2 separate regions of the Homo sapiens genome follow, and region 2 is linked to region 1. The links are chromatin loops, found by intact Hi-C in ENCODE. Cell type or tissue: GM12878. All regions are shown on one strand. Each heading gives the region's core, and the rest is flanking DNA. Links, peaks and the distances in the headings are about the cores only.

What was found. Hi-C counts contacts between places; a loop is a spot of excess contacts. Peaks named below come from ENCODE experiments on the same cell type or tissue, not always from the same donor. Only the 100,000 strongest peaks of a DNase experiment are listed, where the experiment ranks them.
Region 2: it touches region 1 in a loop (7-fold over the local background); 75 of 110 quality-filtered maps call a loop at or near these places.

The regions. Positions count from the first base shown.
Region 1 is chr9:90,867,668-90,874,360 of GRCh38, reverse strand. SYK (spleen associated tyrosine kinase) reads right to left here. Exons shown (of 14, transcript NM_003177.7): 8 at 70-157. Among named protein-coding and RNA genes, the nearest start is that of SYK, 69 kb to the right of the region's middle. In GM12878, for the core only: a CTCF peak has its summit at 3,135 (motif pointing right); a DNase peak (open chromatin) is centred at 3,140.
Region 2 is chr9:90,137,922-90,144,614 of GRCh38, reverse strand. No RefSeq gene overlaps it. Among named protein-coding and RNA genes, the nearest start is that of MIR4290HG, 100 kb to the right of the region's middle. In GM12878, for the core only: CTCF peaks have their summits at 1,842 (motif pointing left) and 2,690 (motif pointing left); a DNase peak (open chromatin) is centred at 1,804.

The DNA.
Region 1 (6,693 bases), core at 2,013-4,512:
ACTCTACAAACTTACAAGTGACCACGCACTTTGCTCTGTGAATGTCCCTTGAATGAAAGGAAGTCTCACCTTTGTCTGCAGCCCAGGGTGCAAGTTCTGGCTCATACGGATTGAATGACACAGTACTCTCTTGCCGGTTCCCTTGGGCAGGGGAGGACTAAAGTACATAAAGGACAACAGGTTGTTTTTCTTCATCCACAAAACTGTTAAGTTGATCTGCATAATTATTTTTATTTTCCAATAATCACAGTTTAACTTTTGCAGGAAAGACAAAGGAAAGAATTACGAAAAACAGGGAAGAAAATAAGGCTGATCTCATTCTTCGGGCAATTATTTGGATCTTGCAAGGGCTAAAGCAAGCTTGTGCTGCTACAACTCAAGGGACTCTGTGAGGTGTTCAGAGGGTGTGGTGAGAGTCAACTCTACTGGCCTGGATAGAGCTGCTTCCCCACTCACCCCCTTGCACATCCTATTCCCACCTACCAAAGATCGCTGATGATTTGCATGTTCGCCTTGGAAGCATTTTCCTTCTTTAACTTGTGCTCTTCAATTTCATATTACATGGACATTATTTAAAGAGGAAAATTAGTACTCATCAGCTGCTCCTACCTACTTCCCAACTCCAACGCACATATGTTTTCCAAGTCTCCACCCAAGTCTTTATCTTCGGTGGAGATGCAGCAGCATTGGGGTGGATGGCAGAGGGTGGCACTGGTCAGTAACTACAGGTCCCAAGGGAAGGCCAGTTGCTGCCACCTAGGCCAGCAATGCTCCAGCTGCCACAGCTAATGCTGGAAATCAGTACCCCTGTGAGACAGGTATTTATTTGGTCCACATCAGTTTATATCATGAAACAACTGGGGGGGGAAATCTACTCATTATCCTAAGGACTTTCCCTTTTGAAAGTCTCTATCTTGAGTTTTCCTGACCCACCCTTTCTTCCAAATTAAAACAAGATTCTTGCTACTAAATTTAATTCACAGGAGAACCATGATTCAGATGCTTTTTTTTTTTTTTCAGCGTGAGTTGAGTCACAATTCTATGTATTGATTGACCTTTTCAGTGCCCAAACACTGGCCACGAAGAAATGAGATACTGCCAGATTATGGAGAAAGTTACAGAAACAGAGACATTAAGCTTAACGTGACAGTCACTTATCTTATGACACACACTAAATCCTCATGTGCCTTATTCATATTACAAGGCGAGAAACCAAAAGCAGAATAATGAGGTCACAATGCACCACTACCGCCACTCAGCCATTGTTTCCAAACACCCGGACCTTCTTCTTTCACACGGTCTGCTGAGCACTTCAGAGGCAGACATTGTTCACCATGGCCCAAGCCTGTTGACAAGGCTAAAGGACATCTGGTCTTATTTGTAAAAATGATGTCGATGGGATCTGTTTTGTCACAGAGTATCTCAGCACTTCTACTGAACTGATTAACAGAAGTAACTATGACACATCAAAAATAAAAATAGAATATAAGCTCAAGGAGGGGGAGACATTTATTCACTGCACTCGGAACTGTGCCACGTCCACAAGGACGCTCAATAAAAATGTGTTGAACAAACACATGAATGAATGGATGGGTGAATGAATGAAAATCACTTCTAAAAACTAGGAGATGTGAAGTATAATCTAATGTGCTTTAAAAATTAGCTCTCTCTCAAGCCTTTATGCTGATGAAGAGAAATAAGAATGAATAATTCCAAATGACAATCTATTTCTTTTAAACATTTACATATGATTACAGGACTGTGCTGTGGTTTCACTTCTGATTTATAATATAATTATCCTGCCTCTGGAAAACTGTCCTGACAGAAACTGGGTGATCCCCTAGGCTTTCTGTCCTCCTCTTTTGCCCAGTTTTCTCCCGCAACCAATTCTAGGCTGAAAATAGTTTTATTTTTTTTAAAGTCTCTTTCAAGGTTAATATTTACTGTCATTTCAACTCCTTTGATTTTCCCTGCAGGCAGGCACATTCTGAGATCCAAAGACAAAACTTGAACAGATGTGGAATTAAAGGATGTCCTCGGACTAGCCATCACTGGTGAGGAGAGGGACCATCACCTCTTCTTGACATAAGACCTCCTGTCCCTCCCACTGAGGACATTATCCTGGGGTTGCAGCCTCTCTACCTCACAGAATGTTCTCCAGACCAGGAGGACTTCCAAATGGCTTGTTCCAATTAAACCAGAACGCAATTCCCTGACATATGAATCCTGCAGGGAAGAATTTTAAAACAGAGATGGGGTTGTCAAAATATGCTGAAAGGGATACTAGGGTGTCAGGAATGAGTAAGAATTAGTAGCGATGGACACAGAGAATCTAAACCCCTGGGCACAAATAATTTATACTCTCACTAGCAGTGTGTTGTTCACCCCTAGTCTATCTTGGCTTATGGATAGGGAAACAGATGGGAGATCTTCCTCGGAAATTAGAACTCCACGTTTATAGCCAATAAAGCTTGGGGCTTCATTTCCATGCTGCCCAACACAGACCACTATGTGATTATAAGCCTTTTAAGCCAAGCCACAAAGAACCCTCATGTCTCTCAACAACCCCACATCAACTCTCTCCTACCCAGATCCCTGGGCTCCCTGCCCCTATCTCTTTCTGGTGACTAACAGGACTGGAGCAAAGAATGATGCCACAACTGGAAGAATGTGGAAGAAATGGGAGGTTTCCTATTGAGTCAGTTAAAAGAACAGTAGTTACTTTATGATAAAGATGAAGATGCAAAATCCATGCTTCATCTTTCCCAAAGCACTTGGTGAATATGCCACTTAGTAGAACAATAACCAAAACAATCTCTAAAAGAAAATGCTCAGTTAAAAAGAAAAATTTGAGGAGTTTGTAAAGAATGAGCACAGTGGCATAATGATAAATTGTAAAAATACTATTCTTAAAAAATGTAATGACATTTAATTTTAATAAAAAATATATTTCCGGTCTACATTACTATTAACCTTTTATTCTTTATGTTTGCATTTGAGAGAGCCATTCTGTCCCAATCAATAAGTGTCATCTGTTCTGCACAGTGAGCAACAAGGTGTAAATGAAATGTTGACCATTCCACTTTCTTCATTTTTGCTAATACTCAGAACAGGCTCAAACCTTCAGTCCACCGCTAGATGGCATTAGCCACCTTCGCTTTCTACCTTCCAAAAGAACAACTGGTGACTTTTCTTTAAATTTTATAAATTCAGGTAAGGATATCACTCTGCAATAATAAGTCCAGTTATAAATTATTATCCCTGATTTCCTATTGGTAAGGTTTAACTGCGAATAGAAAATGTATTTGACAAGCATTCTTTGAGTGCCTATGTTTAAAAGCTGGTGATCCAAAAGTGAACAAAAGAGGAAAAAATTATTGGTCTGTGGAACTGATAGGTCCATTCAGAGTTTCCTGATTCCAGAGTATTGCCAAGTGTCCTAACATCCATTTACTAGATCTTAATTTTTACTCCCAGATTCTTGGGCCATTTTCAAATTAGGCAACAGCAGTAATGCAGATGACAATACAGTCATTAGTCATCACAATAATAGTGACAAAAGAGCCAGCTGGCTTTAGAAATATTGGCTGCAATAAACTAGGTTTGGTTTCCTTTTTTTGGTGGAATTACCCTGGTTCAGTAGACCCCCACAGGCGAGGGCAGACTGTTGGCTGGGGAATAGGCTACTATTAGCTTTGCTCTGAGATCCATGAAAATAACACTTGACCTCTGCAATTACTGTTCTCTTACAGTGAAGATCTAAAATCTGTTCCTTTATAATTATATGAAAACACATTTTCTCAAGGGTCTGGTCTACTAAGGCATTACCAAGCAACAGGGTACAACTTGAGGATGTTTCTTTCTTTTTTCTCTTCCCACTGAGCCCTGTACTTAAATGTAAGTTTTAAAATATTATAATCACCAATGTATGTGTTGGAATAAAACATGAAAAATGGGTTTTAATTGGAAATTCTGGGACACATTTCAGTTTAATCCTCTTAGGGGATGTGCCTTTGAAATGCAAAGCTGAAAAGTTCCCTGGAAGTCTTTTTAGAGATGTTGCTGTTTAATTTCCACCTATTTTCCATAAAAGAAGGATAAGGTTCTGTGCTTAAAGCAGCAGAGAAAGAAATTCCAGGACTAATATTGGGAGGGGTTTAATTCATTTAAAGACTACTAGTTGTATTCTTAAGTTAATTTTGTTTATACTTTATAAGTATGTTACTAATTTCTTTTCTTTTCTTTTCTTTTTTTGTTTTTGAGACAGAGTCTTGCTCTGTCTCCCAGGCTGGAGGGCAATGGCACGATCTCTGCAATCTCCACCTCCCAGGCTTAAGTGATTTTCCTGCTTCAGCCTCCTGAGTAGCTGGGATTATAGGCGTGTGCCACCACGCCTGGCTAATTTTTGTATTTTTAATAGAGATGAGTTTTCACCATATTGGCCAGGCTAGTCTTGAACTCCTGACCTCAAGTGATCCACCTGCCTCGGCCTCCCAAAGTGCTGGGATTATAGGCATGAGCCACTGTGCTTGGCAGTAAGCTACTAATTTCTAAAGACAAGTTTAAAATGCATCAGCCTGTTAGTAATTTTATGAAAAATTTAAATTATCTGATTCATAATCATCTTCAAATCTAAACATACTTTTCATTAACTATCTAGATGCTATAGGTAGTTCAAGTTCTAACATGTATTTTTTGTGCCTGAATTATTAAAACAACTATGTACACTGAGCAAATTAACAAGTTCAAGAAAGTTATTTATCTCTTAGCTAACATGATGGGACATTTGACATAATTCTCACAATTCTTTTCTCATGACTGATTACATAATGGAAAGTTCCCCATTTGTTTGTGAAAATATACATATTAGCTCTAAAATATTTCTGATAAGCAATTAAAATATTTTTAATCTATAGCTTAAACCTTACAACCTTGATCTTTTAAAAATTATCTGTTGATATTTTTGGCCTTATATATGTGTCATCATTAGTAATATTTATTTCCAGTTTCTTATTTCTATAAAAAATTCAATGTATACTTTAAAGTTCTTCTAAACTTAAATAGAAAGCAAACTTTTTTTTTTGCCAGAAAGGTATTTTCACAATATTAATCAGATTAATTACTCTCTACTATTTAATTTTCTGTTTTAAAAAAATTGATTAAAATTTCTTAACAGGTTCAAATTTAAAAAGATACAACAGAGTTTACAATGAAAAGTGGGATTTCTTAACATTCCCATCTCTTACTCCAGAGGCAACCAGCATTGCCAGCATTTTCTGTATTTTTCTAGGATACTGTATACGATATCAACACATTCTGCATATATGTATGTGTATGTGTGTGTTGCAGGACATTGACTTTTACACTTAAAATTATATTTTGAAAACAATTCTAGATCTCAGCTGCCTCCCATAGTAGCAATTTTACTGTAACCAATTTCATTTGTTTTCCATTGATAGGCATTTAAATTATTATCAGACTTTGTCAATTATACAATTTTGGAAAAAACACCTTCACATGTACATGATTTCACACAAATGCAAGAATATCTGTACATACTTAGAAATAAAATTGCAGAGCCTTTCTTACAGATTGCATCATTTCAGACTTCCCCAAGGAAGAGTGAAAGTGCTTATCTACCATGCCTTTACTACAGTGTTATCAAGCTTTTAAAATTTGGATCATAGGTGGACACAGTTAAGCACCATAGTTTTAACTTGCATTTCTCTTCTCATGAAGTTAAACAACATTTCATATGTTTAAGAACTATTTATATTTGCTTTACTATAAACTACTACTGATATTCCCTGCCAATTATCCTAGTAGACAGTTAATATTTTTGTTAATTATTTTTAGAATCTCTTTGTATATTAAAGCTATTAATCTATGTGTCAGCATTAGTGCTACTTACTCCCAGTTTCTCATTTCTCTTTTGATGATGTTATGGTTGTTATCTACACATATACTTCTTTATTTTTAGGTGGTCACTGATATTTTCTTCAACTTTTTTCTGACATGTTCTCCTGTAGTCTAAAGATGCACCAAAACTTATTTTCTAGGTATTTCTTTAGCCACTGTGAGTAATCTGTGGGGGTGTTTTGCCTTGGGTAAACATGAAAAACAGACATAGTTACTTTATTCAAGTGTAAAATAAACCTTTTCTTCCTCTCGAACACTGCATTAAATCTTTCTGTTCTGTGGTCAACACGATTGAGAACTTCTTGAGTATGAGTAAACTTGGAAAATTATTACTAAATAAAATCTCAAGGGTTTTATGTCTTTTATTTCTGTTGTTTCTAGTAAATACTTTAGGCAATCTATTTCATGAGTGGATGCTCAATTATATGCTAAAATGTCGGTAAAAACACCAAGTAATATGAAAATAAAAAGAATTACTGATAAAAGAACCAATTTTACCCCACTGATAATAAAAGTAGAATGGAAAAAAAGCAATTCAAACACATTATATATACATATTTTGGGGGAAGGAATAAATAAGTCATTATAAATAAAAGTCATGAAAAAGAACTTATTTTTATTTTCCCTCAAAATCCAATAATAGAACAAAACATGGAAATCAATGAGATGTCAACATTACTGCCTCAAAAAGAAAACTGGTTTTTCTAGACCTCAGATTACACCTCTTCTTTACATGTCACATTTGCAGTTCTATGTTAGACGTCTAAGCCATAA
Region 2 (6,693 bases), core at 1,629-4,128, 730 kb after region 1:
CATGTAAGTGAGATGTAATGTTTTTCTTTCTATATAAAAAAATGCAAGTATACAGAGACAGAGAACAAAATAGTGGTTACCAGGGGCAATGGGTGGGGGGCAGGGAGACATGGGGGTCGGGGGAGTGGTAATGGGGAGATGTAGGTCAGAGGATACAAAGTAACAGATATGTAGGATGAACAAGTCTAGGGATCTAAGGGAGAACATGAGAATTATAGGTAATAAAATCGTGCGATATATGGAATTCATGCTAAATGAGTAGATTTTAGTTGTTCTTGCCATGCACACACAAAAAAATGGGTAACTATGTGAGATGATGGACATGTTACTTTGCTTCAGTACAGTACCCTTTTTACTGGCTATATGTGCCCCAAAATGTAATGTATATCTTAAATATGCACAATAAAATTTATTTTTAAAAAAATTGAATGTGCACTTAATATATGATCCCTCTCCAAAGCATTTCCCTCAAGGGCAAAAAAAAAAAAATGGGTTTGTACAAAGACTTTCACACAAATACTTACAACAGCTTTTTGTAAATACTAAAAACATTAGAAGCTATCTAAATGTTCATCAAAAAGTGAAAGGATAAACAAAATGTGCTCTATCACACAATGACACAAAGGAATGAAATATTAATACATGCAACCATAAATGAATCTCAAAAGTGAAAGAAGACAGACATAAAAGTATATATGTAAAATTCTAGAAAAGCAAAATTAATTCATAATGAAAGAAAACAGATCAGTAGTTCCTTGGCCATGGAAGTAGGAGAAAGGAGGGAGGTACAAGGGGTACAAAGAGGTACAAGGAAAGTTTTTGGGGTGTAGTTATGTCAGCAATCTTGATTACGGCGATTGATTTATAGGTGTGTACTTCTGTCAAGGCTTTTTAAATTGTACACTTTAAATATATGTAGTTTCTTGCATATCAATTATACCTCAAAAAATTATAAAACCATAAAAAAAAGCACTGGGAAATTTTCATTTGCTAGTTTCTAATAATCACATTTTGAAGGCAAGGGTGCTTACCAACAGGGATTTTGTAAAACAGCCACAAAAGAGAGCACTATGAAGCTTTAAAGAATGATAAATATCTCTAGACTTCCACTTGTAACTGTGATAAAATAGGTTTATCAGATCACCATTGCCACCAGGAACAACCAGAAAACCTAAAATGAATATGTGTCGTTCATATATTACACAGATGTTGATACATAGATTCTATCCATCTATCTCTATATATCTATCTCTAGACAATGATGATCTGATAAAACTTATTTTATCATGGTTACTAGTGAAAGTTTAGAGATATTCATCATTTTTAAAGCTCCATAGTGCTCCTTTATTGGATCCTACCATATCTTTAAGAAGGGAAATTGTAATTTTAATACCTGTACTACAGAGAAGACATATTGTAAGCACAGATATTAGATTTTCTACTTAGTATATGTGTAAAGCCCTTGGGTCATGGTAGGAGGAACAATGCCTCACAAAAGACAGAAAATATGAGCTTGAGGAGGCCTGACTAGGAATGAAGACCTCGACTCATCATTGCTCTCGGGTCCTCACTAGGAAAGCATTCAAACTCCTACCTAAGCCGGCAAACATAAATGTAGCACAGCCAAGTGTTAAATTTTGAACATTTTCAACTTTCTGTACTCCCGTGGATGGATTCCTGCTAAACCATTGCATTTTCTTAACTCTGAGCATTGGCTGTTTTTATTCTTAACAACTTCCTTACAGCATACGTATGTCAAATTCAACCATTGCTTAGAGAGAAATCATGGCAAGAAAAATCAACATTTCTTCATCTACCTCTGTTTTATTCTAGGGCGCCATCTGCTGGCCAATACCTTTCTTCTTACTTTCAAAAATTGTTCTGATTAATGACACTGGGCAAATTCACAAAGAAGAAAAATTAGTTTGGTTGAGTCCATCAGCGTCCATCCAGGAATCTGGCCAAGCTGTTTTACCATTACCTCTTTGGAAGTAAAGTCAGAAGACTAAGACTCCTTAACGAGAAAAAGACACTGATCTAGATTTGGCGAGGGTGGCGGGGAGAGGGGGGTGGGAATGAGAGGCAGGGACCTCTCAGATATAGCTGTGACAAGCAGGTACATGCTTCATCCATTTTGTAAACAATGCAACAGATCAAGAGTCCTAAAAATGTCCATTCCTTTTGATTCTCAAATAAAATTCTGTGAATCTATCTTTCAAAAGGCCAGAGATGCGGGCAAACAGGTACATGTATGACTATAAATGTCTTATTTATAAAACCTTCACTATATCTATGGAGATATAGAGGCATATACAATATACATCAATTATAATTTTATATTACAATTTTAAAGTCTTGAGAATAATGTAGAAAAATGTCTAGGATACAGTGGTAGGTAAAATAAATTAGGGAACTAAACGATTTTTTAAGTATGATGCCAATTAACTACAAAATATATGAATTTAAAATAAATTGCAGAGAAAGAGTGGTTAGCTATGAATGTGGTATAGGCATTACAGTTTAATTTTAGTTTGTTTATCTGACTTTTGATATTTCCAAAAGGATATATAATAAATATTTTCCACTTTTGTAAAAACTCATATATTTAATGTGAGCCCGTTTACATTTGAAACACGTTGCAATGGTATGGGAAAAAGAAAATTGCATACTTTACTTCCACCTAGTGGATTTAGGAGAAGTTGCAATCAGAAACCCAACGCTTTCTTTAAAAGGTAAAACATTTAAAAACAAAACCAAATGTAAGAGCAGAGAGGATAGTGCAGAAAAGGGGAGAAGAGGGGAGGGAAGGGGAAAGGAGACTCAAGGTGGGCAGGAGAGGGGAAGGGAACAAAAAAGGTCATGTGCGCAGCGGCTGTATAGAAACATGCAAAATCTAAAAACATTAACATTTTAAGCAAAATGTCACCACTGGTATTTATACAGATTAAACAAGCTCTGTTTAAATAACAAGTCTCAATACATCTTCTTTAATATGATACTAGATTACCTCTACTTGTTCCGTCCGCAACCCCCAGCCCCCACTATCCAGCAACTGCTCCCTACTGGCTGCCCCAGTCTGCCCAGGCCTAAACAACAACGCCCTGCTGCCTCTGTCCTGACCTGTCACTTTTTGCTGGGGTGCCTGGCCTTCTTCACATCTCCTTTAAATATCCTGCTGCCCGAATGAGTTTTCTTTTGAGAGTTCTCTGTGCCCTTAAAAAGATCAAATCTATATTCTAACACGAATCCTTTCAAGTCGTTCCCTTGTTTAAAAATCCTCAAATGGTTCTTGTCACTGAAACTAACATCTAAATTCCTTAGAGTACTATCAGGGGCACGGGATGACCTCAACCTTGTCTCCGTTTGCAGATCCACCTCCCTTTACCCACGGTCCCCATCACAGCAGGCTCTCTCCAGCTTCAGGTGCTTGCCTGCGCTGTGCACTTTGCCTGGAATGCCTTCTCACTTTACCAACTTGTCATACCCCTGTGCACAGGCACCTGCTCCTTTGTGAAAACGAGTCACCTGGAGAATTGTAGATGTATCTATAATGATGGAACCCTAAGATATGATCTTTCCAATGGCTAGAACTAAGGGAAATTTTATGTGCATGTCTGTATCTATATAAAGATCTATATCAAGATCTACATGTATACTGACAGAACTAACTTTGGAATTAGAAGCTATGCTGCTGACAGGTTACATATTTCTGGAAAGTTATTTGCTAATTAGTGCCAGATATGATGTTAACATATCTGACAAAAAAAAGTGCGTTTTTTTTTCTTTATACCTGCAGGTTTTACACTTGGCTTAGAAATGAAAGCCAAGGTTATAAATTTGAGTTATAAGTACCTGACCGGGGAGAAAAACACAGAAGTGTTCAGAGAAGAAGGATGAAAACCAGGAGCCGAGAGTCCTAAGAACCAGGGAAGGGTTCCATTAAGCAGAGAGGAAGTGGTGATCCATGACAAAGCCAGGGCCCAGGAGGCAGGGCTGAGAACTCTGCACTGGGCAGCTGGTGGCATGCACAGAGAGAGGAACCTGGCAGAGAGATTAACGCAGGAGCAGATTCAGCAGGATAGGAGAGCGGCAGCTGAGGAAACCAAGGCAGCCAACGTGGGTCCCTTGCTCAAGAAGCAGGGCGGAAGGAAACAGTTCCCTTCCAGGCTGAAAGGACTATCTGAAAGATCAGGAAGAAGAGCAGTCTCTGGCCCGACTCCACTCCTCTGTCAGGGTGGGATGTGCAGAGCTCAGTGTCCCCCAGCCCTGGCTTGCAGGGGCAGGGGCTGTGCCAAGGTGGGGGCCACAGTGAGTGTAGGCAGCTCCAGAGTCCTGCAGCCCAGGCCTCAGCCCTCTGCCCAGACCCAGGCACAGCTCATAACTTCCTTGAGATTTAAAAAAATAAAAGGCCCCTGAGGGACACACAGAGTGTGTGAGGTACACTTACTGCCACCACCAAGGAAAAACAGTGAAAGAAAAAAAAAAAACTTTTACCTCTCTACCCCAAAAATGTCTTCCTTCCTTAGTATTCTCCAATCTTCACTCCCTTCACCACTGAATAAGAGGAGTGAAGACAGCCCCAAGAAGCTGCACATGATCTGTTTAAACAAGAGCTCGCTTGAAATTCAGAAAGAAGCCAATGGCCTTTAAAAAGCCAAACAACCGGCCAGCCTCCGTGGCTCATGCCTATAATCCCAGCACTTTGGGAGGCCGAGGCGGGCGGATCACCTGAGGTCGGGAGTTCGAGACCAGCCTGACCAACATGGAGAAACCCTGTCTCTGCTAAAAATACAAAAATTAGCTGGACATGGTGGTGCATGCCTGTAATCCCAACTACTCGGGAGGCTGAGGCATGAGAACTGCTTGAACACGGGAGGCAGAGGTTGCGGTGAGCTGAGATCACGCCATTGCACTCCAGCCTGGGCAACAAGAGTGAAACTCCGTCTCAAAAAAACCAAAAAACCAAAAAACCAAACAACCAAAGCACCCTATCCTGTCCCTTCTTACCTGAGGTACCTCCCTGTATTAGGCAACCACATACTTTGAAAATAATGACTTAGGAGGAAAGGAAGGAAAGAGCAACCCACGTTTCTTTTCCTTGAGTGCTTCTCACTCATTAGTCAGCCAAAGGTAGAGAGTTGGTAGAAAGTGTGCATATCATGAAGTGAAATAAAAGCAATTGACTTTATTTTGTGCAGCATTTCCACCATTCTGGTAAGAATGAAATACATATGCATGTATGAGCTACAAAATGCAACTGCCAATTTTATGTAAAGATGAATGGTAAAATGCATGCTAATAATTAATAATGGTAATTTGTCTTTACTTATTATGACATTAAATAGCACATTTGAAAACATCATGATAAGTCAAGAGAAAAACTATGGAAAATGTAAAAACATGATATGTTAGCACCTTTAACGGCACTTTTATTCATGTATTTTGTAAAAGTGTTCATATTTTCATTTTGTTCTGAATAAATTACGCATTCAGTTCTGTCCACAATCAGCTTCTTACCAAAGCCACCAGGAGCCGTACTATGTTCTTTTACGGAAACAAACACAGAGCATTACAGACAAATCCTCACTCTTGCCACATGAAATATTGGCCACAAATCCCTATCTATTCTCTTGGCTGTGAATGAAGCTGCACCACGGGTGACTTTGAGAAACTCTTAGATTAAGGCCCGCATTAAAACATTCGTGCATGCAGCCTGCTCCTTGCCTACTCTATGTGGAGCTCCACCATTCCCACTTAGCTTCCAAAAGGTGAGGGCATCTTGAAGATGAGAGGCACCTCCAGGCCCCATTTTATCACTCAGCTGCAAAGATGGCAGGACAAACTTCAGTACCCAAATGACAACCCAAGAAAGAAGTTGCCCTTGACCATTTCTATTTACAATCTCTTTCCTCTGTCCACTAAAAATACCACCACCTGCCACATCAGCTACATTATATATCCTTTTTAAATACTAATGTTATGTATTTTGGAACAGATAATATATAAGCATGATTCAAAAGTACTGATTTTAGAGGAAATTTTCTCTGACCACAGTAAAATTAAGGTAGAAATCACTAATTTCAAAAAAAACCTGAGTTTCTTTATAATTGGAAATTAAGTAATACAATAGTTATATTTTGAATTCCCCCAAAAGCAGATCTGGAGATAAGAGCATAGTATAGAGAGTCTATTTGGAAGGTGCTCTCTGGAAGCAGCAATGAGAGAATGGGAAAATCCAGACAAGGAATCTGGGAAACCCAATGATGTAAAGTATCTGGTTTGTCCAATGATGACTTGATTGCTTAGGAACCTGTGACAGGCATAAAGCACCCCAGAACTTACCAGTGAAGGAAAGAAGGCTGAGACATTTATATACCAGCTCCACTTGACCATGGATTGAGTGGCCTTAGAGGTCAATTTCCCTCCAAGGAAATTTGAAAAAGGCAAACTCCTCCAAGGAGTTTGAAAATGGTAGATAGAGATTGACTTCCCTGTATTGGACAACTGGATTTGTGCACAAGTCAAGCAGCCTCCCAGAGAATCTGAGTTGTCCTGGAGCAGAAGTAGAGAGTTACACGGGTCACACTTGAGGTGAGAGGCTGTCAACAAGAAAGGAGCTCACTGCAGCTGCAGCTGAAACCAGAGCAGACTGGGAGATGAAATGTTGGCACCAGAAGCATCAGACACAGCTTC